Linked DNA regions of Mus musculus: regions 1 and 2 are each linked to region 3. A link is a loop called in an ENCODE intact Hi-C map of the cell type or tissue named here. Cell type or tissue: heart. All regions are shown on one strand. Each heading gives the region's core, and the rest is flanking DNA. Links, peaks and the distances in the headings are about the cores only.

Evidence for each region. Peaks named below come from ENCODE experiments on the same cell type or tissue, not always from the same donor. Only the 100,000 strongest peaks of a DNase experiment are listed, where the experiment ranks them.
Region 1: it touches region 3 in a loop (10-fold over the local background); 3 of 42 quality-filtered maps call a loop at or near these places.
Region 2: it touches region 3 in a loop (1.9-fold over the local background); 2 of 42 quality-filtered maps call a loop at or near these places.

What each region holds. Positions count from the first base shown.
Region 1 is chr6:117,170,742-117,181,098 of GRCm38, forward strand. Cxcl12 (chemokine (C-X-C motif) ligand 12) reads left to right here. Exons shown (of 3, transcript NM_021704.3): 2 at 741-858; 3 at 2,751-4,328. The coding sequence ends at 2,841. Among named protein-coding and RNA genes, the nearest start is that of Cxcl12, 7.4 kb to the left of the region's middle. In heart, for the core only: CTCF peaks have their summits at 1,492 and 5,882; a DNase peak (open chromatin) is centred at 3,320; H3K4me3 peaks cover 699 bases; H3K27me3 peaks cover 4,309 bases.
Region 2 is chr6:117,244,009-117,254,406 of GRCm38, forward strand. No RefSeq gene overlaps it. Among named protein-coding and RNA genes, the nearest start is that of Cxcl12, 81 kb to the left of the region's middle. In heart, for the core only: a CTCF peak has its summit at 5,420 (motif pointing right); DNase peaks (open chromatin) are centred at 5,433 and 7,553; H3K27ac peaks cover 2,754 bases.
Region 3 is chr6:117,325,296-117,335,693 of GRCm38, forward strand. No RefSeq gene overlaps it. Among named protein-coding and RNA genes, the nearest start is that of Cxcl12, 160 kb to the left of the region's middle. In heart, for the core only: a CTCF peak has its summit at 4,069; a DNase peak (open chromatin) is centred at 2,226; H3K27ac peaks cover 2,397 bases.

The DNA.
Region 1 (10,357 bases), core at 1-8,000, 160 kb before region 3:
TCTCCTGGAACTCTAAATAAGCAAACTTAAAATCCTGGGGCTAACTATTCTCAGTCATACTTTTAAACTTTGGTGAAAAGACCCATAAATTGAAACATTTGGGGATGCTCAGTAGAGCTAGGATAAAACCCTGTTGTTGGGGGAGCAGCTACAAATCCAGCAGTCCTCAGGGTTTGCAATTCTAGACTTAAAGGGTGGTTCTTAAGGGGGGGTTCTAAAGGAGCCCCTTGCTAATTTACACTAATGAGTGTCAATTATAGCATTTTGCAAATTGGTGAATTGGCAAACAAAGCTGGTAATAGGATCCAGGAGGCCTAGGCATCCAGGTAGTGACCATAAAAGCCACGGTTGACCCCAGCTTTTGGGAAAAGCTGGATAGAAGGTAAATCCGGGTCCTCCCCTCTGGATTCTTTTGTGATTTCCAGGGCTTAGGATAGGGTGAGTGGGAGGAGGGAAAACTGCAGGTGGTAGAAGTGAAGCCCCCCACCTCCAGGCCTGCACCAGAGGGCCACAAGGGAGCCCAGAACTCTGCCACCCCACTTCTCCTGGGTCCTTTTGTCCTTTAGAGGCTGAGCCCAGTCAGATCTCACTGTGATCCCTGGCCGAGGGGATGGTCTTTGCAAGAAACTTTCTGTAACCATTCCTGCTGATGTTCCTGAGTCTTCCCCACAAGAGCCACCAAACCCCCTGCACCAGGCAGATAATGACTGGCCCCACTTTTCTCTCTACACCTCCTCTAGGTAAACCAGTCAGCCTGAGCTACCGATGCCCCTGCCGGTTCTTCGAGAGCCACATCGCCAGAGCCAACGTCAAGCATCTGAAAATCCTCAACACTCCAAACTGTGCCCTTCAGATTGTGTAAGTCCTAGCCGCCATCCCCCAAAGAGGAGCATGGTATAGAAGCCTCGGACTTGGCATAACTAGGGGCAGCTGTTACCACCACCACCACGGGGACACTGATATGCCATCAGACATGGGTTTCAAAGGATACTTTTGTTCCCCAGAGCCCTGATGTCCTCAGTGTTTCTCACTCTTGCTTTCCAAGCTGTTTCTTGCAGCACAGTGGGCCGCCTCTCTACAGAAAAAGCCATGGACTTGATGGAGGTCAGCCCTCAGCTGACAGTTGGGTCTGTCTTGTCAGTTTCAAGGTTCTGGTGTCCAAAGTTAATCCTTTCTCACATAGAAAAAAAAATTACAAGACCCGGATGGCACGGGGGGGGGGGGGGTTCAGTTTTACTCACTTGCACTCACTTGCTCAGAGGTCATTTTTGTTTTAGAGTTTTAGAGTTTGCTGGAGTGTGATGGTAGCTGCCAGTATTTGATTTAAATTTACCTGGGAAATAAGAAAAGCCCAAAAAAGGTATAAATGATGTGAATATCTCACTCAGAGTCTGGTAGACTTGGCAGAGATGTGTCCTGTGCTAGTCTGTCCTGCTCACTGCCCCCCAGCAGGGGTTCCCATCCTCGGGAGACTCAACACTAACAACAGTATAAGGATGCAGCAGCTGGAGCAATGCTAGCCTGACGGCTTTGTCACCCAACGGTGACTGCTTCAGACTTTCTGTGCTCATCAGCCTTCCTCTCCAGCCTCCGCTGCTGTGTTATGTACAGTAGGCTTTAGAGACCTAGATGATGAATATTATTTTTGCTGTTTTGATTAAAATACAATACTCTCCCGAGAAAGGGATTTTAAAGATGATGAGTTTACGTTTGAATAGGCTGTGCTGGTGCACTGTCCCGGGAAGGGCCCTTGAACTTAGAGGGTCAAATACAACTATTGATTCTGGGTGATCACTAAGTTAATAAATGGCAGGATCCAGACTGACACCCCTGATCCCTGTTGAAGTTACATCCCTCTGAACGACTGGTCAACTGCAGGGCAGCCTGCTTGAAGAGGGTTACCTGTCCCTAGGACACTGAACAGGCATTTGTTTTTCCTAGAAGACAGTTCACCAGCTGGAGAGGAGTCGTCTCCCGTAGTTTCTGTTTGGTTGCTTTTGGTTTTTGTTTGGTTTTGGTTTTTTAATTATCTGGCATCCAGGACTTGATGGAAAATAACCAGAGCTAAGCTCACCGGTTCATCTGCCCATTAGGAAGTTCTAGGGATGGGAGAAAGAACACGGCGTCAATTAACAAATCCACAAAGCTAAGACCTTGAAGCATTCTGTGAACTTGTAAACGCGCTCAGGCAACCATTGGACAATTTGTCTAGACTGCTCCTTGCCCACCTGAACTGCCCTGTTCCTCCCCTTCTGGACTCCTGCCGTCTTCCTCCAGAGCTACCTTTAAGGTTGTCCCATGTACTATCAAGGTGCTCTGTCAAAAGTTCTTAGGCTGCTTCTGGCACTCTCCAGAATTTTCCAAGACCTCCCCCCCACCATGATATCAGTCATCCGCGCCTTCTGGGTGGTTCTTCCTCCACACCCTTTGGGCACTTTGACTCCTGTGGGATATTCGTCCTTCCTTTTCCTTTAGCTTTCCTCACTTGCCAAGCTCCAACTTGGCCAGAAGCTCAAATGCCTCCACTGTGGTCTCTTCTCTGTGTCCCCTGGGAGACATCCTTAGCACGTCCCTAACTCTGCGGTGGTGGTCCCAACACGATTCAAGTGCTATGTCTTCCAAAACTGAAGCTTCCGGGAGCAGCAGCTGGGCCCTGCAGTGAGGACCTTTAGCTGGGTGTGTTGGGTGAGCCCACAGGATCGCTTTCTCCCGCTTGGCTGTACAGCGTCTCTCCCCTTGTGTTTTGGCAGTGCACGGCTGAAGAACAACAACAGACAAGTGTGCATTGACCCGAAATTAAAGTGGATCCAAGAGTACCTGGAGAAAGCTTTAAACAAGTAAGCACAACAGCCCAAAGGACTTTCCAGTAGACCCCCGAGGAAGGCTGACATCCGTGGGAGATGCAAGGGCAGTGGTGGGGAGGAGGGCCTGAACCCTGGCCAGGATGGCCGGCGGGACAGCACTGACTGGGGTCATGCTAAGGTTTGCCAGCATAAAGACACTCCGCCATAGCATATGGTACGATATTGCAGCTTATATTCATCCCTGCCCTCGCCCGTGCACAATGGAGCTTTTATAACTGGGGTTTTTCTAAGGAATTGTATTACCCTAACCAGTTAGCTTCATCCCCATTCTCCTCATCCTCATCTTCATTTTAAAAAGCAGTGATTACTTCAAGGGCTGTATTCAGTTTGCTTTGGAGCTTCTCTTTGCCCTGGGGCCTCTGGGCACAGTTATAGACGGTGGCTTTGCAGGGAGCCCTAGAGAGAAACCTTCCACCAGAGCAGAGTCCGAGGAACGCTGCAGGGCTTGTCCTGCAGGGGGCGCTCCTCGACAGATGCCTTGTCCTGAGTCAACACAAGATCCGGCAGAGGGAGGCTCCTTTATCCAGTTCAGTGCCAGGGTCGGGAAGCTTCCTTTAGAAGTGATCCCTGAAGCTGTGCTCAGAGACCCTTTCCTAGCCGTTCCTGCTCTCTGCTTGCCTCCAAACGCATGCTTCATCTGACTTCCGCTTCTCACCTCTGTAGCCTGACGGACCAATGCTGCAATGGAAGGGAGGAGAGTGATGTGGGGTGCCCCCTCCCTCTCTTCCCTTTGCTTTCCTCTCACTTGGGCCCTTTGTGAGATTTTTCTTTGGCCTCCTGTAGAATGGAGCCAGACCATCCTGGATAATGTGAGAACATGCCTAGATTTACCCACAAAACACAAGTCTGAGAATTAATCATAAACGGAAGTTTAAATGAGGATTTGGACTTTGGTAATTGTCCCTGAGTCCTATATATTTCAACAGTGGCTCTATGGGCTCTGATCGAATATCAGTGATGAAAATAATAATAATAATAATAATAACGAATAAGCCAGAATCTTGCCATGAAGCCACAGTGGGGATTCTGGGTTCCAATCAGAAATGGAGACAAGATAAAACTTGCATACATTCTTATGATCACAGACGGCCCTGGTGGTTTTTGGTAACTATTTACAAGGCATTTTTTTACATATATTTTTGTGCACTTTTTATGTTTCTTTGGAAGACAAATGTATTTCAGAATATATTTGTAGTCAATTCATATATTTGAAGTGGAGCCATAGTAATGCCAGTAGATATCTCTATGATCTTGAGCTACTGGCAACTTGTAAAGAAATATATATGACATATAAATGTATTGTAGCTTTCCGGTGTCAGCCACGGTGTATTTTTCCACTTGGAATGAAATTGTATCAACTGTGACATTATATGCACTAGCAATAAAATGCTAATTGTTTCATGCTGTAAACCTCCTACCGTATGTGGGAATTTATTTACCTGAAATAAAATCTACTAGTTGTTAGATGGAGTGCACATACATTTCTGAAGATGGAGAAAAACAGGTGTGCCTGCTGATCAGGTGCTGTGGGCTGCCCTGCAGTCCTGGTGAGCGACAGACACTGAGGCAGGCTTGTCTCATGAACAGGCTGCCTCTGCAGTGAAAGTTTTTGTGTATTTTTTTTAACCCAAGCTAGTTTTCTAATGAATAATACTTGACTCACTAATTTCCCCTCCTCCTCCTTCTCCTCAGTTCTCCTAACATCCTCATGTGATCCCCAGACTCAACTCCAGTAATATCAAGCTTTCCTATTTTCCCATGTAAAAAAATCCCATGACTCTGGGCCATGTTAATATCAGGCTTTTGTGGGAACAGGTGGCCTCACCCCATAAATCATTAAATACCATTCAGCTTGAATCATTTTAATGTGACAGTCACAAACCAGTTGCTCTAATAAAAACTCTGCTAACCATCCTTCTCCTTAGCTCTCTAGAACAATCTCAGTTATCCCTAGGGATGCTCCCCAGCATCCAGAAAAGAGAAGTGGGATCAATCATCCTGCCTTTCTCCCCCTCCTCTCTTGGAGGGCTGCCTGAGCCCGTGGCCTCCACCTCCCCTGCTTTGTATAATTTGAAATGCAGATTTGTAGTGAAGGCAGAGTTCACCTCTGCATTGAAAGGGAAGGCAGGCCCAGAGCTTCCTTCCCTGCCCTCTGAGATGTGCATTTATGTCTCAGGATGGATGAGCTTTGGTAGGAATGCTCAAAACCAGGACCAGCCAGACAAACTGGCAGTCCCTGTAAGCGGTTCCCGGGTCATAGGGTTAGGGCACCCCTGTTTAACTTTGGGGTGGGGAAAGTATCTGGTTTTCTTTGATAAATTGCTTGTGAACCACATTTGCCAAGTGGCCTCCAGGCCTCAAACTCAAAGACCGAGCTAAATCGACTCGGAAGGCAATGCTGAATGAAGATTGTGGGAACTGAGATAGATACACTCCTCTATGTTGCAATGTGATTAATGGTTCTACTAATTTTATCTAAGGGGGCGCAGAGAAGAAAAAGTGGGGAAAAAAGAAAAGATAGGAAAAAAGAAGCGACAGAAGAAGAGAAAGGCTGCCCAGAAAAGGAAAAACTAGTTCCCCGCTTCCTGCCGATGGACCGCAGTGCGCTCTGCTCTGGCGCTTTGTAACTCGCTCCTCCCTCTTCGGGGGCAGACCCCACACTCCGGGCAGGTGCTCAAACCTGACGGTAAACTCTTCCCTCTTCGGGGGCAGACCCCATACCCCGGGGCGGGTGCTTAGGCTTTCCTGCCCTGGTGGCCACACCAGCTGCTGTATTTATGTGCTTCATAAGGCCCTGCTCTGTCTGCTAAAGCTATGAAGAAAGATGTGCAGAGACTGGGGTGGAGACTAAGCCAAAGAGGAGCTGCCTAGCCTGGCAGCATTGCCCCGAGCTGAGCCCCCTTGGCCAGGACTTCACAAGGCTCACACCTACAATCCCATGAAGGCCAGGGTGGTCTGCTTAGCCAGGAAAGGGCAAGTGCCTTCCCCTCGGCCACACTGCCCCTTGTGGCCTTCTCGGGACATGTGGTAACTGACTTGCTCTCAGGCCCACCCGCAGCTTTTCCAAATACCTGCAGCCTTCAGCCCTGCTGCCCTGCCTGTGGGAGCAGCTTTGACTCCAGTCCAGAAGGGTTTCTGCAGACTGTGTTGGGTGAGACGCAGAAAGGATGAAATCTCAGAACACATGTCAGCTGCTTCTCAGGAAATCTTTTCTTTGGACAATTCACTTTAGAGTCTTTAAACGGGTCTCTCGTGGGGAGGATAGATGTGCTCTGGAACTTTCTGAAGGACCAGCAGCTTCAGGGACTCTTAGTCTGTCCTTCCCCACTTTTGGTCCCAACATCCCTGGGATGGTGTGCTGTCTGGGCACCACGGTCTCCATCCTCACTCCTGAGAGATTTCTGCCTTCTGTGAGTTGGGTTAAAGCTCTGGAATTATCTACTATCCCAATCCACTACCCTCACCTGGCAATATTTGTCTGTTTTTGTTTGTTTGTTTGTTTGTTTTTGTCTTTTGCCAGTTTGAATTAGAAGGCAAGGCTCTGATTTTAGTAGTGTTTTGGAAAAGGACTTTTTTCTTCACCTTCCTCTTTGCCTCATGTGTACACACACACACACATCTTGTACCCCAGACCTCTGGGTATAATTTTCATAATTGGTGCAGAAAGAAGAAATGATCTGAAGATGTGTTAAATGGATTGCAGGGGAAGGAAGGCCCAGGGCCCTGTGTGTCATGCCCTCTTGGGTTCCTAAGTTCTATGTTCCTTAGAGGTTCTAGCATTAAACAGATAAAGCCCTTCATGGTCCTGGCTGAGGAAGAGTCTTGCTAGGGGGATTCAGGGAAGACCCGTGTTACCAGCTCTTACCCTTTATCTGGACAGCTCTCCTACCCTGTATCTTCTCCTCAGATCTGAGGATAGCAGGCTGGACTATTGGTGGGCACCTTTCAAGCCCAGGGCTACTGTTTGTCCTGTGGCAGCCGGCTACAGTCTCGTCTGAGTGGCCTCATCTGGACCCTTCCTGTTATTAATAAAACGCTTCTGGAGGCCAGATCTGTGCTCAAGCCATAGTTCTGCTTAGAAAGGGATGCCCCACCCTTACCGGACACTGGGAAGAACTGTTGGCCCCTAGAAACCAAAGGCCAAACTGAGGCTGCCCTGAGTTGGAAGACCACTTTCTGAAATGCCCATGGACTCTGCCTCCCAACCATTCGTCTCTCACTCCTAGCAGAGCTGTCTGTGCAGACTGTTTCTTAGGAGGCACAGCAAGCTCCAGGGAACCCTCTGTGCTTATGAAGCTCGTCTGGTGGGCAACCCCAGCCCACTGGACAGAGTCCTCATGGAAATGCCTGGGAAGCTGATTTCATCTAAGGATGGGTTGAAGTAGGATGTGCTCCTGCGACTTCTCAGGCAGGTGAGAGGGGTAGTCCTTACACTGTCTAGCATAAACGCCTTCCGGAAGGACCTGCAGCTCCAGAGACCACCTCCTGAGCACCAAGACCTCTTCTGGTGGTGTGGAACCAGCCAAGAGATTTCAAGGAAGAGTGATTATTTGATGAATGCTATGGGAATGGCCTCTTCTCTTGGAGTTCTGAGGCCTGGGGATGCCCAGGAACACTGGGCACCTGCTGCTGTTAGGGCCAATGCATAGTCTCAGCACCGGTGTCCTAAGGTTAAGGCGGTGCGCCTTGTCATGTGCTCCTTGTACCATGCCATCTGTGCCAGTGTGTGTCTGCCTCACCCTGTGCTTGACATGTTCACCCATCTTCTCTGCTTCCCGCCACCATCCAGATCCTCAGCGGCCGCCCCGGCTGTGCCCTTCCCTGCTCTCCCGCTCTCTCAGGCCTCGGAAGGAAGATCGGTGGCTGCGAGCTGAACTAAGGAGTAGGGCCTGTGGCTCAGCGCTAGGCCACGCACGCAGCATCCCAGGCATGTGGTGAGAAACTGCCTTAATGTGTCTCCTCTGTTCTTGTCAACAGGAGGCTCAAGATGTGAGAGGTGTGAGTCAGACGCCCGAGGAACTTACAGGAGGAGCCTAGGTCTGAAGTCAGTGTTAGGGAAGGGCCCATAGCCACTTCCTCTGCTCCTGAGCAGGGCTGAAGCCGTTTGCAAGGGACTTGCTTTGCACAGTTTTGCTGTACTTTCACATTTTATTATGTAGCAAGATACATGGTGATTTTTTTTTTTTTCATTTAGCCTGATTTTCCAACGTCATTGGTGACAGGCCAAGGCCACTATGTTATTTCCTTTGTTCTGGTATCCTTCCCTTGGAGGACCTTCTCTGAGTAGTGGCTCCCCAGGTTTGTCCTTTGAGCTGAGGCAGGAGGCTCACCCATTCTTCTGAATAGGAACTGGGTGTTCCCACCCCCCAAGGACTGCAGGGCTTTCCCAAGCTGAGGCAGGAACGTGAGGCCAGGGAAGAGTGAGCTTCACCCTCATCCCACGCTGTCCTCCTCAACCCACCATGCTCATCATTCTGTCTCATCCATCCATCCATCCATCCATTCATCGCCATGTGTCCGCAAGACTGTCTCCATGACCCTGAAAAAGGACTCTCGAGATGAAATCCTTTATTCAAATGGGACAGCAAGAAGGAAAAGCCAATGTCTGGTGTCTCTCCCCCCGCCCCTACCCTGCGCGCATCTATGTCTTGTTTGGAATATTGTCTCTTCAACCCCCTGTTCATGTCCTTCTCACTCATGATCGATGTCTTGTCTGTGCACTGTCTCTAACCCAAATGCAAAGGCTGAGTGTGAGGTGATGGCCCCGAGGTCCAGGTTGTAGTCATGGAAAGAGCCCTGCTGTCTCCCTTCTCAGGGGGCCCATTTTAGACACACAAAGCCCAAAGAAAGGTGGTTTGCAACAGTGCTTAGCTCGAGCCTCCATATTTCCATAACTGTTAGCTTAAAACTGTGGGGTTTTACCTTCCTGGAACCAAATGCATTCTTCTGTTGAGGAGTAACAGGTCTCAATTCTTTTCAATTAATTTTAAAAGTCAATCACTAAGAGCATCGGCTTTGGGCCCTGATGGGCAGGCATTTCCCTGGAAAGGGGGTGAACTACCTACCTCTCCTCAAGACAGCCGAAGGGTGGGATTGGTGCCGCTCTGGGAAGCGTGGCCCCAGGAGTTTTGTCCTCTGCAGTTTTTAATGCAAGTTCACTGCCACTTTGACAAAAGCCCAATTAGAAGCCAGTCTCTAGTTCCTTAAACAAAACAGACAGAGTAAGGAAAGGAAGGAGGGTGGCAGCCAGCTGGCTGGACACTCGAGAAAGACGGGGAAGTAAGCTACAGAAAGATAGTCTTCAAAAACAGGTGTTTGAGAGTGAATACTCTGTAGAATTGTTAGTGGGGTGTGTGTGGTGGTGGTGGGGGGATTTCTACAAAATAGTCCTTTAAGTTGAGTTTACAGCAGATGAAAAATCCAACCAGCAAAATTTTGATCAAATTTGAACAAAAACCCAAAAACCTAAAACTGTTGAGCAGGTTGCGATGAGGAGCACAGGGCTAGCTGCAGAGCTGGATCCTCAGGAGGATAGCGAATTATTTTCAACCCTGGAATAGAAACCACACACTGGCTTGCTGTGCACCAGCCACTTTGCATCTAATCCAAGCTTTGAAGGGTGTTGCTTGGGAGGAAACAAATACAGCCTTCCATCTTCACTCCAGTTAGGGATCCTTTCAAAGTCTCCTTCACAGTGAGGAAAAAGAGAAGGGTAGAAACTTTAGGGAGCCGGATTTGTGTATCAATTCCTCCGCTGACAGTCAGTTTCTAGATGGAGACAGCCTGCTTAAAGCAAATCCGAATTTAAATAGGACATTTACATCGGAAAAGTCTCTCCCTACCTTAATCCCCCATTCTCTTGCTTTCAAAATACAAGCACAGCAGTCCTTGAATGGCTGTTGACCCAGGGCACCTAGCTGTCCCTGCTGGTCCTGGGGCTGCCAGAATTCCCTTGGGCGCCAAGCAACCTGCCAGGTAGCCAGTCCCTCTGTTACAAGCCTTTGCATCTGGATAGGGAAAGGGGTGGAGACATACAGTCTGCTTTGTGTTGAAACCCAGATTTGTACCCTGTGTTTATACACTGCTGCTGGCTCCCGAGGACAGTGGGACTTTAGCAAGGAAGTGCAGCCGAGGGGTAAAGAGCCCTCTGGTTCATTGCCTGATCGGCTTTGAGAGAGGGTTTGGAGGGCAAGGGGCTGCATTCCTCTGAGGGACTTGGCCTGAGGCCTTTCGGGCCTCTCCAGTGGGTTCTGTTTATCCTCTCATGGGTGATTATCTCAGTGGTGTCACCAGGGGCTTCCTCCCAGAAGTCAGTCATCCCCAGGCCGTGCACCCTTTTCAGCTGGATGAGAGCCAGGGATGCATTCTCTCCAAACAGCTACCCTGGCCCATTTTAAGGTAATCTCATTCTTCAAAATGTTCCATAGAATCCTCCAAATTCCCCCAGCAGACTTCTACCCTCGCCAAGTTCCCAAAACCCACTCAGCAAAGTT
Region 2 (10,398 bases), core at 1,645-9,644, 81 kb before region 3:
ACACCCCCTCAGCTCATGGTGGCCTGGAGCCCTTGATCAGGCAGGATGAAGAACGATCCATTCATTCCCCAACTCTGTGCTGCTCCAGACATCCAAAGAAGTCAGGCTGGGGTTCAGCACCACTGAGGGCCATCACCATTTCCATGGCAATGGGTTCTGAAAAATAGGAAGCAGGTGGATAGAAGTAGGCACAGGAAGGCCCTCTCTGTAGAAAAGGAGCACAGCAAGCTCTATGTCCAAGTTTTGGCCTTAGAAAGGAGATTCTCACATAGACCCTGAGTCTTCACCACTCCCTGTCCTTGGAGAATTATACAAATTATTATTCATTTGGAAGCTAATCTCTGAATCAGCTCATGAGGGTCCCGTGTCTGGACCAGGAAAAGTCATTTCAAAGCACATTTTCATGACCAAATGTAGCTCAGCTCACCCGGTAACTTAAACAAAACCTTTTTTGGTGCTCAGTTCACAGCTCCGGGTGACCATCTCCCTCCCCAGGTTTGGTACTTTCCCAGAACAGCTCATTCATTTCTTCCTCCTACAGCTGCAAATCCTGAGGCCAGCTCATACTTTCTACAGGAGTCACAGGCTGAAGTGCAACTCCTGGGTGCTATTTCGATTGGGAGGACTCAGTCCTCCAGCCTCTGTTGCCATTCAGACACGTGTGCTTTCCCTTTTCCTGCCCCACCTCCAGATAATGAGTTCCTTGAGGACAGCCCTGTACCCAAGGCATCTGGATGCATGGACATGTTCTATCCAAAGAATGATGTCTTGTTATTCACTTTGTGTGCTGAACACGCGCGCACACACACACACACACACACACACACACACACACACACTACACATACACATTTGGTATTTGCTGTCTCTCCCAAATGCCAAATACTTTCTGAGTATTTTTATGCATTTCTTGTGTTGTTATAATAAATTTATACATGTCCTGTTGTTGCCCTCTTCCAAATTAAGACTATGAAACTTGAGTTGTAGTTAAATCAAATATTTGGCTTCAAGTCAAAAAGCCAGTAAGTGGCCAAGCCTTGGCTGGCCAGATTCATCCATCTGCCTCCAGGGTTGTTTGAATGTTCAGAAAAACTCAAATTGTTTTAAGCCAATGGTGGGCTTTGAATCAAGAGGAGCCAAGTGTGTGAGCTGATTGAGCATGTGACTTTGTGCTTGAGCCTCGATTTCTCCGATCTACAAAATGGAGTTAGTATTGGAACCACAAGTCTTTCCTAGGAACTAAATAACCAACATTTGAATGGGTATTTGTCAATCCCCCTGTTAGGTTTGAGATTGAGGGTGAAGTCAGTGGCCACCACTTTCCAAGGTCTAAGATTTAAGAGGCACACAGTGTTAAGAATGGATCTGATGCAAACAACCTTGACCCAGGCACCTCCCTGTGTTTCCCCAGCCTGACCCAGCACTGTCCTAGGAAAAATCATTAGCACGCTTGCTCAGAATCGGCCTTGGTTGTATTTAGCTGTTATGATTCAGATATACAATATTTCTATAGACCCATGTGTTTAAATTACTAGTGGTGCTGTTCAGCAAGGACCTCGTAGAGCCTTTGAAAGATGGGGTCCAGCTGGAGAAAGAGGATCTCTGGGGACTTTGTGCTTTATAGCTTACTTGCTCCTTTTTCTGTCCCAGCCATGTTTGTTTGGTTTGCTGAGATGTGAGCAAGAAGTCGCTGGATACTCCTGACATCCCTGGGCCACCCATCACATCTCCCTCAGCACGACATATCACACTTCACTCTATAAGCCCAAACACTCTCCTCCATTATTTTATTTTATTTTTAACATAATATTTTTATCAATTCTTTGGGAATTTCACATTATACACCAGATCACACTCATTTCCCAATCTTTCCATGCCCACCTTACCCTTGTGAACCCCCCAAAATAAAAATTCTGAAGGTAATAATAAAGAAGAGAAAAGTTCAGTTTGTGTTTTCTATATATTTGCCGGAGCATTGTCAAACTCTCAGTGGCCTGCGCCTTAAATAGAACAGAGTCCTGCCCCTCCTACACCCTCATCAGAAGCTGTCAATTGTGGAGAGCTAACTTCAGCATCCTTATCGTACTTTTTAAGAGTTCTCTTTGACGGCTTCCTGTTTAGGCTGTTACTTTTTGGAGGGGTAGGGGTAGGGGCCACAGACGCTTTCTATGTCCCTCTTTCTCAACTGTGTCTGCAGTCATCCATATCCCTAGCTCCCTCGCACTTTACAGTCAATGGGAGCACAGATCATGGGTTTCCACACAGTTTCCGACAACAGCACAGACCACAAACACGGCCCCCAGCTGCAGCACAACCACGGACCCAGAGAAGGCCCTTTAAGGCAGCCCAAACCATGAACATCATAGCTTTAGGTAGCACCATAAGCTACTCACATCAGTATGACATACAGTAATCGCCTGCATCCCCTCCCCCCAACTCGGGACATTAACATGACTTCAGGCTGCAGCACTGCTCACAGTCATTGCATGCAGGACCTTTGGTGGTAACACAAGCCACAGACATCAACACAGATCCTGGTTGCAGTAGTTCCACTGGTGCAGATGAGGCCCTCTTGGCAGCATGGGCCTAAATATTTTTCCTTTAAGTCAAATCTTGTCAGGTGTTGGATCATAATGAAAGAAACGACCATTACATTGATAAAGAATAGAAGTGTTCTTTCTAGACAAACAACTATTCCCACATTTCAACCCCTGTGCTATGTCTGGCCTCACGTTATTAGAGTTTTGACTGGGACTCCTCCGTCTGTTTCCTACTCTCAGACAATAACCATATTTCTATGTTGTTCAGTTATAAAATGTGGTTATACAAACACAATCATGATGGGCAGCCTTTCTAGAAGAGATACGCTTTGTTCTGCTTCTAGAGCATTCTTATCTCTTTCTAGACATTGTCAAGGCTTTGGGATGAATTGCGCAGGGTTCTGGAGTCTTGTGCCCTTAGCTTTGCAGTGGTACCCTCCAAGGCCTTGACCTCTTTACACTATATGCCAGTCAGGAAACCCTGGCACTCATCTGAGCAGCCAGAGCGTTCTTATAAAATGGCTGGATGGCCTGGAGTTGTTTCGAAGCTGTTGGAGTGTGGAGCTGTTGGGACATGATTACATGGATAGGAACACAGGAGACATTAACATGAGCTCAGGTTTAGACACGCCTCCCATCTTTAAGATAGCTCTTTATGTGTGTGCAAATATGCTAAAATTTTAAATCTAGAACCCCTTTGAACCTAAGCATTTTTAATAAAAAAATCTTCAACCACTAATATCATAAGCACACATGATGACTCTCAGACAGGGGAGCTCTTTGGTGAGTGATCACCTGTGCGCCGTGTGGAGGAATTGGGAGGAAGATTTGAAATGACTCAGCCCCAGGCTTCATTCCATAGACTAATGAGATCTGGTAGGTTCACATACTCTTCTACAGGAACACATGCAGGCCTCAGCAAACACTTCTTGTAATTGAAAGTATGATGACTTCTTTATGTAGATATTCTAGTACGCATTATAATATATATGCAAAACAGGCACCTCTGTCATACGTCATACACACGTATTTGGGCACGGCCTAGAGAGGTGGGAGTTTATTGTGCTAGAAAGCAGAGACTGCAAGAAGGAATAGTAATTCAAAACCAGTGCAGGACAGTCTATAATGAACACCAGGAAGGCCTCGTTAAGAAGGCATCTATTGTTAGATTGATACAGCTTCCGCAGGGACACAGGAAAAGCTCGTGACCTGAGACACTTCAGGCTGGACTAGGCACTGCCGGAAAGCATAGGAGAAAAACAAAGTGCTCACTTGCCGTAATGCCAGAGACAGCCGTAGGCTCCTGTCTGAATCAGGGAAGAGAGCAGACCTTGGGGCAGAACAGATAGTCCTTTATGTATCTAGGGACAATGAGAAGCAATGGAGGTTGTCGCCCTAAACCACACAGCAGGGCAAGAATAAGAATGCAGTGATTACACAAACTTTATATGCCCCAGTACAAGGGAACGCCAGGGCCAAAAAAATGGGAATGGGTGGGTAGGGAAGTGGGGGGGAGGGTATGGGGGACTTTTGGGATAGCATTGGAAATGTAATTGAGGAAAATACGTAATAAAAAATATTTAAAAAAAAAGAATGCAGTGATTAGGTTGCATATCAGACAAAGGTGGTGGCCTTGGTGTCTGGATTTCTTGGCATGTAACAAGGTAACATGCACAGGCTTTCTGATCCATCAAAAGGCAACATGTAAGATCCTATGGGTGCCCGAGAAAAGTGATGGGAGATGGTGGACCCCTGTGCTGCAAAATGTACCCAGGATGCTCAGCTATAGCTGGGCCCTCTGTGAAGGTGAGCCGGTGAGAAGCATGGGCTATAGAAAAGTTACCTACAACGCTCACTCATCAAGTGGGTCTGAGAGGTGCTCCTGTCCATACCAGAAACATACAAAATTCAACATCCCGGATGGCCTCTGTCCAAGCCAAGCACCCCTCATGCAAACACATACGGTGAGAAGTACTTTAGATTTGGGGTTTGATCAGATTTTTGGAATATTTTAAAAGTCTTCATAGGTTGGACATTTCTAATAGGAAAATCCAAAATGTAAAATATTTCCAAATCTGGGAATCTGAAATGCTTCAAAGTTAAACTCAGATATTAGAGTACTTGGGATTGAGGATTTTGTTTTGTTTTGTTTGTTTTTTATTTTTGTTTTTTGGACTAAGGATTCTCAAACTACAGATGGCAACAATGGACAAAATAAATCAGGGTAGAAGCTAACATGTAGGTTGTGGGGTTAATATGCAAGTGTTAAGCGGCACAGCCACAGCAACTGTCTGGCTCATGAGAGGAATGACTGTGGAAAGAGTGTCTGACTTTAGCTATCAGCAGATAGGAAACGAGTTAGCTGAACATGAATTAGAAGTGTATCACAAGTGGGACTTCCTGCACAGAACTGCTGTGTCCCTGTCTGCATGCCCCTCTGGCAAAGGTTCTAGCTCACCCCTGAACTACACTGCTCAGACCCTACCTACAGTTCCTGTGTACTGGACGCCACAGTGGAGAGGGGTTTGACAATCAGTTTGCCAGGAAACATGAGATTCAGGAAGGTTCAGGGAGGTTAGGAAGAAGGGAATTGGGTTAGATAGCAATTCTGTTCAAATACCTCAGGATTACCGTGGTAGGTCCAAAGTGAGGTGAAAAAACAGAGGTAGGAGAAAAGGAGTGAGACTTACGGAAACCATTTCTGACAGCCAGCATCTCAGCAGAATGGGCTGCTGATAAACAACATGTCTGTGCAAGCGCGAGCGGAGTCTGAACATCTGCCTCCCATGGGCACCTAAGGTGGTTCCGGTGTGGGTGTGTAGTCAGATTGATGTGTCTTGCCCCGGGTTGAGACCAGGCCATTGCACGGTCAGCCCTGCCAGTGCCAGCAGAGGGCGCTATCCAGAAGGGCGCAGGCTGGGGTTCTCCTAAATTGGTAGGGGATGAGCTATGGAAGCAATTGACAGGGAACTTGGTTGCCAGATCCTGAGGGAAAATGCAAGGAGTTTACCTAAAATGGGTTCTCTACCTACACAAGTGCAAATCCCCGCAGACAGGGCTTGTGAGCTTGGCAGGCAGCGAGAACACCGAAGGACCTCAGAGACCTCAGAGGGACACTAGCGCACAGCCCTGGTACTTCTCAGGGTCTCATTTCTTTGGAGTTTCCCCTGATTATTTATACCCCATCCCGTGTTTGTTCCCCGCGCCCTTTCACCTCTGACACACGCAGGCTGCCCTGTCCATCCTGTGTGGGGCTTATTTTCATTTATTAACCTCTCAACTGACCAGGAACAACCAACCAAGGAGTTGGAGCTGGAACGGCTTTTCTCTCCCTCTTCCAAGGGAATTAACTGCTCAGAAATGGCTGGCCCAAGGGCTCTATAGCCACAAAGCCACAGGTCATCTTCGGGTTTTCCTGGGGGTAAACCGAAGGAAATTACAGCTGGACGGCTCTGTCTATCTCAGCGTCTCCTGTAGGTTTAGCAAATTTAGCCATCTCAGGTGACTCCACAGAAAGAAGAAAAGGGGGAAACTCCCAAACACCCTCCACCTCAGCCAATCAGCTTTCTCAGTCACAGAGCAGAGCCAATCAGCTTCCTCTGTCACAGAGTCAGCCATGGGTGTCTGGACACGGTTCAGTTGTAGACTGCAGACACTCCCTGCTGTGTCCCTGGGCATCTCCATCATTCTGTTCCTGTCCTGCCATCCTGTGGGCCCTTACATGTGAGCCAGCTGAACACTAAACAGACAGGCCAGTGCCTTCTCCTGGTGCCAGAAAGCTCTTGGGGAGTGGCAATGTGCATTCACCCATAGGCACCTTCGTCCTCTCAGGGTGAGTGGAAGTTTTTTTCCTCTCTCCCTTCCTTCCTCCTCTCCTCCCTCTCATGAAACCACAATGGTCATTCTTCTGCAGGCTGATTCTTGAGCTCTGGGATTTTAGCAGATAAAGTGTCTGTTTAAGATTAAAAGCGGTCACAATTCATAAGGCCTTGCTTATTATAAACTTGCTTTTTTTCTGTCTTCTCTAGGAAGCCAGAAATGCCCAAAGGAGCGACACAAGCCCTTTTTGTACCTGGTGCGAGCAGTGTGATTGTTTATGTCCAGCTGTTCCCTTTCCTACTGGCACAGCTGGGTAAACCAGAAAGCAGGCCAGTGAGGGGACGTGGCAGTCCACAGAAGAGAGCTAAGGTGGCCTGTAAAACCAGTTGCCTGCAGACCAGAAAGGACAGCAATCCAAATAAAAAAAAAATCGTCCACACAACTTCCAGCAGGACAAACAACCTTTGTTTGTAGCACATGATTCTTAGAGGGGAAAACTAACAAACAAAAGGCAAACGCTCACCCAGCTGCAACCCTATAGTTTTAAACAAATTATTGAGTAAATAGTTGAGAGAGCTCTGCCAACCATTCACTGGAAAGTGAGGATGGCTGGCCCCAGATTGTGCTGTCTAGAAGTCAGAGTATTTGTGTTATGAAAAATTATACTAGCTATCTACATACATATAGGTGGTCGCTGGGTTCCCTTTGAGGGTTGAGATACCCTTTGCTCTAGTTCCAACTTCTCGATTAAAAATTATAGCATGGACAGACATGTTATTATTGTTGAGATGAGGGTGTTCAGAGTTCAGACTGGCTCTGTGAGACTAGAGGGGAAAATTGCTTAGAGATGCAAAAGATGCTCTCTTAGTGACAGGGATTGGAGATCAGTCTGGGAGATGGGGGGTGTAAAAATCTAGGGCTAGAGATGTAGTTTAGGGCAAAACCCAGTTCAGGTCCCAGTGTATCAAAACAAAACAGAGAACACAGAGAAGGAGAGTGTGCAAACAAGTTGCCAGTGGTAATGGTGCCTAAAATGATGTCTCAGGGCCCCTATACTCATGTCGTTGCTGACTGAATCCAGTCCAGATGGTTGCCCTTGTGCAGGGACCAGGGCCATCGGAGTTGCCCCCTGAGATTTCACTGTCCACTCACACGCTGCTCCTGGTTCAGGGGTGGACACAGCCAGCTGGAGATGCGGGGCTAAAAGCAGAAGTACAGACAGAAGGTTCTGTCAACACCTGGTCATGATGGCTAGCAGGCCACGCAGGCAAGCTGGCGGCGTCTAGCAATCAGTATTCTTTCTAACATGATTTTGCTGAGGCGGGCGATGAACAGGGGTGTTTGACAAGAGAAATGTTTCCAGAAGGTGTTTGAACCATGTCTTGTCTTTTCTGTATTCTGAGGCTTAGGCATCTGGAACCTTCCTGACCCTGATGGCTCCTCCCATGGGCGAGTTAATGCCTGCCAAATCGCCTGTCAAGTGCAAACTAGCCAATCGGGACAGGCTGGGGTTGTCAAACAACCCAAATGAAATCTGCTTGCCTCCCTTCTGCCTTGTAAGCAACCAGTGCTCTCCATGTGGTCCCCAGGGCACAGTGGCACCCTCCTTTAGTGAATAACAAACAGACTTTTCAATGGTAGATTGTGTCCCTGAGGGTTGGGAGCAGGGGTGTCAGTTATAACTTTTTCAGGGATGTCTCTTCGGAATATTCATTGTGAGAAGCCAGCAAGTATTTATAGAGTAGAAAGCTAGCAAATTGGCTCTAGATCACTTTTTAAAATAATATTATTCACAATATTAGAACAAATCAAATAGAAAGGACTTAGAATATAAATCTACTGATTTTTATTAGGAATCTCAGTCTCAATATTTCCTACCTGATGGTGGTTCAACTTAGAGTTTTCAACGTGTTTATGATCGTACATACACTTGGTGGCAACTGGAGTATGCAATGAGTTCTGACCTTTTTCTGTGTTAGTCATATATGGTAAGTTGTCCTTTGGGCACTGAGCTCTGCTGCCACCAGCCCTTTGAACTCCAGCTCTCTGGGTGTGCAGTGTTGCTCAGCTGGAGTGTGTGGCATGGAAGGTGGATTCAGTGTTCTTCCCTCGTAGGGCATCTTTGTCTTCCAGAGGGTTAGAGTGGCACCATCCCATCCTGCAGGCTGTCAATCATGCAGAGAATTTTCACTCCTTCTGCTGGTGATGGTTCTGAAGGATCCCCCTCCCCAGTTACTAAGCAATGCCTTATCTCCTTTGATACATTTCTTCACATTCTGTCAATCATGTACACGATGAGAGCCAAAGCTCCCCAGCTTCCATGCTTTGAAGTGTTTGAGAATTAGGTTATCTCTAGCACTTTTGTTAGTGATCTCATTAACCATGGCCAGCATGCTCGCCCGAGGTTTTGTTACACTTTTTGATTGTTGAGATGACATGGGACAATTGAGCCTTTTATTCATCCCACTATCTGCTATGTCTTCCTCTCCCATGATTCACCACTCACAACCATACCTCCTCCTTTTAATAGTACCGAGGTAACTCAGTCTATAATTTCCTGTTTCAAGTTTAGTATCGGTGAGTGTAGAGCAGACCAGGGCATCCCAACAGAAGAACTGAGGCCAGCAACCTCAAAGGACTCTCTGCTTTCCCATGGCCTCCTGATTCCGTGAGGTGTGGCTGTCATAGACAACTTCCTTCATGGGTTTCCAAGAAGATGACATGGAATCTGATAAGATTATAACGGTGAAACTGCATCTGTCCTCAGAGAAGCAGAGGCTGGTCTCGAGTCACCTTCCTGCCCACAACCCCTCCTTTGCCGAGCACCGTCTCTAGTGGATGGAGTGATGGCCTCTGGGGCTGTCACTGAGAAGTAATGCATACTTGCTGGGGCTTCCTTTCATGTCAGCTCCCATCTTGCGGATCTCAAGAAGCCGCTTCAGCTCCTTACACACTCTCCCATGTTTTTGGTGTGTATCCAGTTAGTCACATTTTGAGGTTTTTAAAGGAGCAAGGGAAGAGAATTTCATTATCTTAGAGTAAAACATTCAGATTTACTGATAGTAAAATTCAATCCATTTTTACTCTTAGTCTCCTTGCAAGTCACATCTGAATCCCCTTACTGACCGTGCATAAGACCTTGACTACATAGAAATGCTATTTGCACATGGGCTGATTTGAACTGATAAACCGGAGAAGCGGGGTCCCAGGCCTGCATCTTGTCCCTCCCAGTTCTTTCTTCTTCCTTTCCTCGATCTCTTCCCACAGCATTTTTGGACTCTCACCATCCTAATTTCTGAATATCATCATCGATGAACACAATAGCTACGACGCATGGTGCTTTGCATCATTGCCCCATCCAATGACTGACAGCCTAATGACAGCACTGAGCACGAGGACAATGGCAGTCGGCCTGAGTGAGCAGCCTGTATGTGACAAGACACCATGCGTGGGGATTTGCACCTGTTAGCTCCCTGGACAATAACCATGTTATTTATACAGAAAGAAGCCTCAGGAAAACTCAACAATTTGGGATTAGAATAGCATCTAAGGGCACGTGGTAATCCGAGAAGATGCATCTTTATCCACCTTGTTAAATCCCGGTGTGGCTGACTTGAAGCCCACCCAGGCAGAGCTTCAAATTGGCATAATTTATTTAATAATACTTGGCTTCACATCACTTATTAAAACCATCTCCTTACGAGGAGCAAATGCTTGGGCTGGTCGGAGGGCAGTGGGAGCCTTCAGCGACAATGAGGCTGCTCCTGGCAGGCGTTCCTGGCAGATAATCCCATTAGTTCCCTTCTACCACCTCCTCAGAAATCCAGCCTCACTGCACAGAGCACCTGGGCTGTGCTTAGAAAGAGAGGAGATGGGGGAGGGGAGGAAGTTAAGTGAACGTGTGGCTATTTACAACGTGTCTCTTAAGGTCTGTATTTATTTGGTGACAGTATTACAGAAAGCTGATGCTTGGTCCCGTGCATCTTCCAGGGGTCTGCTCCTCTTACTGGGATGCACCAACAGTAATTTTTAAAACGGC
Region 3 (10,398 bases), core at 942-8,941:
GTGACTGTCCACAGATCACCATCTTATCTTTAGCTCCTCCCTTCTCCCCAGGTTGGAGATGTTACAAAATGCCCCTGCACCCTCATCTTGCCGGTCTCTATGGTGACCAGCAGCATCCTGATGTTTTGTGGAGGCTGCCAGCTAACTCTCAGTCTTTGACATATAAAGCAAACCACATCTTCCTGAAGATTTTCCTGTCTTTAAAAGTTGTTTGGAAACCAAATATATATTTCACACTATCATTAAAGACTGATGTGGGATTTTCAACATGTTTTCTAGTTTATAGAAATGACCAAAGTTTTGCTTTCTTTCCATCTGTAGAACTTTTAGAGGTGAAAAGAAAAAAAAATGGACCTCCTCCCTGTAAGACTCTCTGAAATAATTTCTCAGACAAACAATAGTAATTAGTATAGCTTGATCTTTTATAAGAATAGTAAGTAAAGACATAAGTCAGGGTAAATTTAAGTGAATATCCCAAAGTATATGCAGCTATCTGCTTACCTTTAATTTTGTGCGCTTTCCTAGTAAATTTAATTTTTATTTGAGAGAGGGGGGGATCTGGAACATTCAGAGATGCTTAAAGAATATTTTCTTAAAGAATGTATTTCATTTTAAGCCAAAGTTTATAATTACTGGGGGGAAATTCTAGAATTCAAAGTCTGGGAATTGAGGGAGTGGTACAGCAGGGACTTAGGAAGTGTTTTGGCTAAAAAGCACCGTCTCCTTCTTTGGTCCCACAAGGTAATTGGGATTAGGAAAAAACCTGACCTCTCTCCTTCATTTGTATCTGTCTCCATGGTTATCTTATTATAGAGTACCTCCCCCACCCCGTTCCAGATCCCCTAACAATATTTAAAGCTGTCTAGAGATTTCCAGACACTTTAGATCCTGGGAAAAATAGGGTTGATCAATAAACACCTTATGACTAAGGACTAAACTACCACTAAACAGACATGAGAGCCATTGTCTGCTATGGTAAGCCTGGACCCTGGAGCAGAAGTGACCACTTCATGAGAACCAGATTGCTCTCCTCAAATGATGACAATGACTAATTCAGAGTACGATGCAGAAGCAGAGCTGAGTGAGGACCAACCAGACTACACCTGGATCAGACTGCTTAACTTTGCAGATCTCTTGCCTCTACCCCATTCTTCCACTTTAACCTAAAATGCATGTCAGTGCCTTGAAGACAGTCTTGGGGCTCCCTTTATCAGTTCCTCCTTTCTCTCCTTTTCACAGCTAACTCTGTCTTTAATTAACATGTTGGATGGCAACTGCCCCCTCCTGCCATTAGCACTCTGCAAGCCCTGGCTTTTGCTCTCAAACTTAAGCCAGAGATAGACTTAGGCTGGGTTTGAAGGAAGAGGCGGCCTGGGATTTTGGCCATCTATTTTCTCCTCTGTCATTTGACGGAAGCCAGTGTTACTGCTGGATACATGGAGATTTTGGGGTCACATTATAGGGATCTATGTGCATCGTCTCTCACTGTTTGTCCTGTGAAGGAAGGAGAGAAGAAACCGCACAGAGCTTGTTGGGTTTAGTCATCCGTTTTTCTCATGACAGTGTTTAACTCTTTCACACACACACACACACACACACACACACACACACACACACCTATCAAGTACTGGAGGCCGTGCGAGGATCCGCAAATGAAGAGAATGGAGCTTTCTGCGTTTTCTTTTAGCTCATAGGACACAGCTCAGAGCCCTCACAGCAAAGGAATGACCTGTGACAATGGGAACAAAGACATCACACTCTCCACTGGCTTCTAGCTGCCTTGTATTTTTGCCCCACCCAGCCACACATGGTAATTAGTCATGGGTTTTGGTTGTTGCAGAAGATTTTCTTAAAGTGTGGGCTAATTAAGACATCCCTTTTGGCGAACCTATCTGAGATTAGTGGTTTCTTGATTAAATTTATTTCTTTCGAGTCTGCGTGATTCTGAACTCCTCCGTAGGCTTCATTGCAAGAGTCCAGCAAGCAGACTGATCATGCTTACAAACTTGGAGCTCAGAAGGATTTGGCAATATTGGTATTTTCTTTTCTCAGCTTTCCCGGATTTTTGGCTTAGGCGTTTGTGCCCTTCATCTGCTCCTCATTAGAACACCATCGGCTCTTGTTTGAGAGTTCTCAGTGCCTTAGTCAGAACTAAGAATATCCTTTCCTCCGGACAGCAGCCATGGACTTCCCAGAGCTCTGACAGAAGGGGAAGGAGCCGGGCCCCTGAGAGACTGACAGCACCCACTTTATGGGGTCATGGGAAAGACAAAGCCGAGGGCATTTGACAGGACACTAATTCAAATGACTGACTGACTCTCAAGAGGAGAGCTAAGCCAGCTCCAGGCATCAGCTGCTTCTGAGGCGCGTGAGCCATGAGGCACACATCTGCCTGAGGGAGGCTGCCTGCCGGCACAGGCCTTAGTTTGAACTTGGAAGGGAACAGTCCATTCATCCCTTTTCTGAGTGTGCACATCCATTCATTCGTAGTACACAAACGTGCCTTCGTCATTAACAAGTGGGAAACGTAGACGTGCACCAAGGAATTGTTTGGAAATAAACATCTTTGTGGTTTATTAGAGTTGTGCACTCTATTTTTATGTCCATATACCCAGGGTTGTGTAAAGATTTCATGCAGGAAGTGTTTGTGAGTGGAAGACATTTAAGAAGTTCCAGGTGACGTAAGAGAAGTTGATGACTTGCCTTCTGGGGGCTGGAGACCCAAGATCAGGGTGTGAGTGTGACTTCTTCCTCCCGAGGCCTCTCTCTGTGGCTGAAGATGATGGCATCTTCAACCTGCGTTGTCACATGACCTCCCCTGAGTGTCTGTGTCCTAATATCATCTCCTTATGCTTGATTAGTACTGACACCAAGGTCCCCATTTTAATTTAATTATTTCCTTAAAGACCTTGACTTGCTTGGCATGGTGGCCCACACTTTCCAGCCCAGCACTAGGAGGCTGAGGCAGGACAATTGCTGAGTTTGAAGCCAGTCCATTCTGCATTGTGGCTTGCAGGCTAGGCAGAGCTCCCTAATGACACCTTGTCTCTAAAAACATTATTCAATTTTTAAAAATTAAAATAAATCTCATTTCCTAATATATTTTGGGTCCTCATTAAACCCATCATGCCAATAAGAAAAACACTATTTAGCTTGTAACGAAAGGTAAAGAGGAACGGGGCAGCTCCTGCCTTTCCTAACCCACCTCAAGCCCTGTGGTTAGATTTTGGTTTTGCTTTTTGTTTTGTTGTGTTTTTGTGTGTGTGTGTGTGTGTGTGTGTGTGTGTGTGTGTGTGTGTGTGTTTATAAGCATCTGGGGGACAGAGGTTGACACTGGGTGTCTCCTAAATTAATCTCCACCTTATATTTTTTGAGATTAGTTGGCCAGTGAGCTCCAGACACCCCCTGTCTCTGTCAGAAAAGCACCTCTGGGTCCACATTTTGTGTGGGTTTGGGGGGATCCAGACTCAAGTCCCCATGTTTGTGCTTTACTGACTGAGCTATCTCCCACCCCTCATTGTTAGGTTTCATAGTCGGATATCAATCACTACCATGGTATGAGTGTGCCCCTTAAGTATCAAGTATTGAAAAATTAATCCCCAAAGCCGCATATTAATACTATTTGGAAATGAGACAAAATGCCTTTACGATGACAATGAGTATCAGATGAGCTCATCGGGGTGGGGCTCCGTGATAGTATCAGTGGCTTTATAAGGAGTGGAACGCAGAGACTGGAGCTAGCAACTGCGCACCTGCCTGGCATGGGATTCCCTGGACCAGGAGCCCGAGGAATCCTCCCAGATTAAGCTGTTTGGTCTTAGCTTCCTAGGCTTTAGATCCACCTTTTATTCCTCACAAATCATCCACTCTGGATGTCTAGTTACAGCCAGAAGCAGACTGTGAGGACCATAAAGCCATTGTTATCACGATGGCAACACAAATAGGCAGCTTTGTCCCCAGGTACTTAGAAGTTTCTATGGATGCTGTTTCTTTCTATCCCCACAGCAGCGATTGAGGTGCCCTCTCTCAAGCCTGCAGCACCACGAGCAGGCGATCCCTGTCAGGGCTCCCACTGCTGGGTTTATCTCTCAGTCATCCTTGATGCGGAGAGCTACAGTTTTCATAAGAAAGCATGTAGAAGCTTGTTGATCGACCTCTGGTGGCTTTTTAAATGAACTTGGGTTACTTCTCCTTTGGCTCATTTATTTTAAGTGCTCTACTAATGGGCTTATTTTTAGTATATCAGCATTTGCGTGGAAGACGCAGACATGGAATGTTATTCTTTGAATGTGCTGCTGAGTGGTGCTTGCTAGTCTTCACTGAGGAATCCATGCCTTGCCATCATGACTGAAGTAAGCCTGCCATTGTAAAGTCCAGATTTAGGCAGTGGAGGCTTGAGAAACCTCTCATGATGCTGTGCTGTCTGGAACAGTTTATATAATTCAGAGATTTATCTGAACATTGCCAGCACTGCCACCAGAAACATTCTTGCCAAGTCCCTGCCAGTCATTTCTGCTGGTATCATTCTATTCAAGGCTTCTATTTCTTTTCTTTTCTTTCTTTTCTTTTCTTTTCTTTTCTTTTCTTTTCTTTTCTTTTTTTTCCCAGACAGGGTTTCTCTGTATATAGCCCTGGGTGTCCTGGAACTCACTTTGTAGACCAGGCTGGCCTTGAACTCAGAAATCTGCCTGCCTCTGCCTCCCGAGTGCTAAGATTAAAGGCGTGCGCCACCACGCCCGACTAAGGCTTCTATTTCTTAACTGACTTAATAAATCTCCTTTTCATATGGAGGAGCCACACATGTTTAAAAACATATTCCTGTTAACTTATTCTTAAAGGTTCCCTCCCTGCTTGAGGTCTGTTCCTCCCATTCCCAGTTTTTCATTTGTCTGCCTTCCATTTCTCCTTCTTCTTTGATACTAGCCAAAGGCATCCGCACAATGGCGGGTGATTCTTTTTCTGAAGTGACAGTGTTTACGTTTATTAAAGCAGTTAGTTGAAAAGTTCTTGTAAGGAAGAGGTGGTGAACTGTCAGTATGGGTAGAGACAAACCACAAGGCCAGTTCTCACTAGCGGAGGTCTAGGCGTGTGACTGTGTGAAGCCACGGGGGGTAAGGATGCTGACAGTCATAAGTACTCACTACTGTGACACTATTGTATAAACAATACAATACTGAATTTCAAATAGATTTGGTCCTCTAAATATAGGACCCATTAATAGGAAGCCATAAGTCTGTGCTAATGTATGTCCAATCTGAGCATTTCTTTTTCCTATCTGGACAGTTAAAAACAGCTTGCTTATTTCCTCATCTGTTTAAACAAACAGATCTTCTGCATAACGCACAGACTCCTCAATTTCCATATAATCTGGCTGTAAATAGAATTCACATTTATACCATCCCTCAGAGTTACTTTCTGGAAGTAGTAAAAGTAGTGAACAAGGAAACAATTACCTAAGGAGACTTTTAGGGGCTTTGCTTCAACTACTAATGAGAAGAAAGGGCAAGATTGGAGTGGTGGTGGTTTCAGTAGAGAAAATTCTGATGGAGTGAGGTCAGATGACCATAATAGGAAGACGTGGAGATATACCCATGGCCTCTCCCCAGAGAACGTCCTGTCCTGAAAAGACTCATTCCACTTCCCCAGAACTCAGCTGCAGAGTCTTAGATCATGGCCTTTGTTATCAATGCTCTTGTGAGGCAGACACTGTTGGCAGCTGCAAGTCTAGATACATAAAACTCAAGCTTGCAAAATTGACTTCTCCCTCTGCCCACATTGAATGTAAGAAAATCGTCAGATCCCTGCTTTATCTTCCTCCTTAATTAGTGCTCCTGCTGGCGTTTGCTTGGCACCTGCAGTCCACAGCTGCTGCAGTGGGGCATCTGCAGTCCACAGCTGCTGCAGCTGGGCATCTGCAGTCCACAGCTGCTGCAGCTGGCCCTCGCTTCACTCCTGCCCACAGAACACAACTCAGGCTCCATGTTCCATTCCTAATACAATGGCTTCATTCATCCATCAAATCTGCCCATTATCAAGTAAATCCTGATTCTCTTCTGTTTTGGTCCCAGAGTTGGTTCAGGCATTTAACGTTTCTAAGCCTGAGTTTTTCTCATCTTTATTTGAGGATTTGGTACATGTTCAACAATAAAGTGATATTAAAGAATTTCGGGGCTGGTGGGATGGCTGCTCAGCGGGTAAGAGCACTGACTGCTCTTCCGAAGGTCCCGAGTTCAAATCCCAACAACCACATGGTGGCTCACAACCACTTGTAATGAGATCTGATGGCCTCTTCTGTTGCGTCTGAAGACAGCTACAGTGTACATACATATAATAATAAATAAATCTTAAAAAAAAAAAAACAGAATTTCATACTGTTGGAGGTAGCAGCCCGAGACCAGCCTGGTAAGATCCGGGGAAAGGGTGCATTTCTTGTCTGACACTGGAGCCGTTTAGAAGGTTGCTTCATTGCATGGGGTAGCAGCGAGCACAGAGAAACCCTGGCCATGATAGTTTCTAACATGGGAGGGGTTAAAAACCAAATCTAGAGATGAGTTATTTGCAAACTGGACATGAGCACAGTGGTAAGCCTGTAGGCATGGCGGAGCTTCTCTGACATATCTAATAGCAGCTGCTCTGTTTGGATTGAAGTTTTGCAGGATCGGGTAAGGAAGGTTCATAGCGTTAATAGCTGTCCATGAAAACAGCAGCCTGCCTACTTCAACCTGAAGCACTTTATCTTCTATTTTGTTGCTTTATTTATGGTAATCTCCATAAAATTCTCCATTATTATAAATATCCCAGTGAACGTTTTAGACAAATCTTAATCGAATCTACGTGCTTCTATCAATAGGTTCAGAAAAATTGAATCTCTAAGGTGAAACCATTTGAATTTAAATTTTGTTAGAGGATATATTAAGTTACCCTGCATAAGACTCCATCAGTTTGTTCTCTTTTTAGTTAAAGGCCAGTGTGTCTGATTTTTACTTGCTATTAGCTGTTATTGTATAAATACCTTTTATGCAAATGAGTGGAATTCACCACAACACTTTTGCACCTGTACACGAGTACTTTATAGTCACTGTCACCTCTAGGAACTTTCACTCAGATCTCCCAAAGTGAACAAATGAAGTCACCTAAGATGTCTCCAAACCATTCACGGAGTAGCTGAAAAGATGGAGAGGGGGAGGAAAAGATTTGCAGTGCAATCTTCTAAGTTGTTAGTATAAGTTGCAAATAAAATGTGAGGGGAGTTTATCTCCTTTGCAGGGAAACCAGGGTTGCCAACCCCAAACTGTTATGAACTCCAAGACAACCCTCTGCTGTATCTGGCCTGTAAATCATTGAACTTCAGACCTATGTGAAATTCCATCTCACACGTTTTTAATGAAGTCAAAATAAATGCCATTACTGAACAGAAGCCAAAGATCACAAGAGGTTAGAAGTGGGACAGGAACGCCGCCAACGCTGTTTGTTTGCCTTCTGAAGCAGCCTTCGTGTGAACAGTTCCTTAATGGGAGGGCAGGGATGGTCCTCCCTTCCCTGTGGGCATCTGCTGCTGATTATACAGCAGTCAGAGTGGCTGTGTGGTGCCTAGGAAACTTGAGACAATAATGAGGACTCAGGCAAGCAGAATGTGAGAGACTGAAACCACAAGATGCAGACATCCCTGGCCCGGGTAAGAGCTCTTCCCAAAGACCTGGCATTTGCCCTTGAAAGTATGGTCAGAAAAACCCTATAATAAATCAAAGTATCTTTCTATTTCTGCCTCTGTGCCGCATCCTCCTAAACTTTGAAATCCACCTTGCCCTTATTCCTTTCACTCAGTTGAAACTAAGCATACAAATCAATGGCAAACCCTCATTGAAAATCATTGTTTTCAAAACTCTGGACTAAAAGTGTATATACTCTGGCTTGTGAGTAAATCTGTTGCTGATTTTGATTCTCCATAATAGACCTGAAGGTATTAAGGAAATGCAGTATCAATATCATTGTGTTTTCCACAGAATAATCACTGGTTTCTAAAACCAAAGGGGGAAGTCTGAGCAGAATGGAGGATAAGTGACTGTCTAGCGAGTTTATTTTCATAATCCCAGTCTCCTGGAGAAATTGTCTAGTTAGATGGGATAATCTTTGCTGACCTAAGACCCTGTCCCCACTCATTAAACTATATTGACCATTCAGAGTAAATTACCTTAGTTTCTCAGCATCTCACTCTATATTCAGTTGAAGCAATTATACTAAGAAACTCAAAACATTTGTTTGTTTACATGCCTGAAGATCAATTCTAATGGCTTTGAAATGCTTTCTTAATTCTTTGTTATACAACATAATTTCTCTTTAAAGCAAGAGATGGTATTATTTAAGAAAAACAGAAGGGGTTAGGCTAGTATTTAGCCTAATGGAATTGCAAGGCCAAGCTAACTTCATCTTGGAACCAGCCAGTTATCTGAAACCAAGTCACCAGCCAGGAGTCTCCATCAGACCAGTGGGGATCTTGACTGGCTGTGTTCCCAGTGAAATCAGACAGGTCTTCCCATCTCAAAGGAAGCACAGGCAGTCACTTCTATTTTTCTAAGCCACACTTGGAGTTGCCTTAAGGTATACTCCTGTGCAGCAGAGTCCTTCAAACGCATCTACTGTTTACAGTAGCCTGAGAGCTGCAGCCGAGATCGCCGTGACCTCAGGGCATTCTGCTTGTTTCCAAATAAGCAACAGAGTAGGATGACATTTTCTTTCCTGATTGTATCACTTTGCTTTTCTGTTTCACTAACATGAATTTTGAAGACATTCATTGACTGAGAAAGGAGCCGGGCAGATGGGTGCAATGAAGACCGTGCATGGACTTCTGACACGATGTTTGGGTGTTTCCACACAAAGTGGGAAACCTTAGGCCAACAGAATCCCAGGATTGCCACATTGAGTGGGAGTGTGATCAAGGAGACATTTGCTCAATTCTGGACTTATAGTTGGGTGATGGGGAGTCTGCCTTTCCCTTCCCTCTCCTTCCCTCTCCCCCCTCCTTTCTCCTTCTCTCCTTTGCTCCCTCCCTCTCTTCTTCCCTACCCTCCCTTCATCTCTTCCTTCTTTTTTCTCCTTCCTCCCTTCCTTGCTTCCTTCCTTCCCTCCATTTGCATCTGAATGCTTATGTATGAGTGTATATTCATATGTGAATGTGTGTGTTTACATGTGTGTGAGTACATGCACCTATGAGTAAAGGCCGAGAGTTGACATCAGGTGTCTTCCTTGACCACTCTACTTTATTTCTTGCTAATTCCCGAGCTTGCAATTCAGCTAGGCCAGCTAGCCTGCTTGCTCAAGGGATCCCTGTGCCTTGTTTCCCAAGCACTGGGATTACACTTGGTCTTTGATGCCCACCATTTATATAGTTGCTCAGGACCCAAACTCTGCTCCCCACATCCATGTTGCAAGCTCTCTAGCAACCCACTAGCTTTCATTCTATTGTTATGACAGAAGCTGTTATTAGACGCGTTCTCACGACCGGCCAGGAAGAACACCACAGACCAGAATCTTCTGCGGCAAAGCTTTATTCTTACATCTTCAGGAGCCAGGGTGCAGGAAGCAAGAGAGCGAGAAGCAAGAGAGAGAGAAAACGAAACCCCGTCCCTTTTTAAGGAGAATTCTCCTTCGCCTCGGACGTGTCACTCCTTGATTGGCTGCAGCCCATCGGCCGAGTTGACGTCACGGGGAAGGCAGAGCACAAGTAGTCATAAGATACCCTTGGCACATGCGCAGATTATTTGTTTACCACTTAGAACACAGCTGTCAGCGCCATCTTGTAACGGCGAATGTGGGCGCGGCTCCCAACATCTCCCCCTATCCTTTTAATAAGAGCAAATAGGCCACCCATATTAATGAGAGTGGAGATAGAGGTCAAATCCCCAGTGTGTAGGTAAAGGAGCCATGTACAGGATTAGCTCTTAGGCTTACAGGCTTTTACCCAGAGCAACCCTGACCTGCTCCCGTGTCGTTTTGCCTGGGGGAAGGGAACTAGGACACTGAACCTTCATGAAAGATGACATGTCTCCCTAGAATAGGCTCATATATGCCGCAGAGCCTTTCCATTGCAGTGCTTAGCCTTGCAACTCTCTCGGGCTGCTGAAGCACACTCACTCTATCCCGTGCAATGAGTCTAGCCTCGTGGGATATAAGAGCTGAGTGGCCAGCGACCTATTGCCTAAGCATAGATATATCAGGGGAAGCACCATGTTCTAGAGCTGCAAGCGCCTGGGCAATAACCACCTTGTCTCTCCTAGTTTAGGCCTTAAGCTTACAGACCAATCAAAGAAGCAACACTAATCCACAGCAAAGTGTATCTCCAAATAATATTAATCCCACCCATTTTTTAAAGAAAGAAAATGCTGAGGAGATCCAATTGGG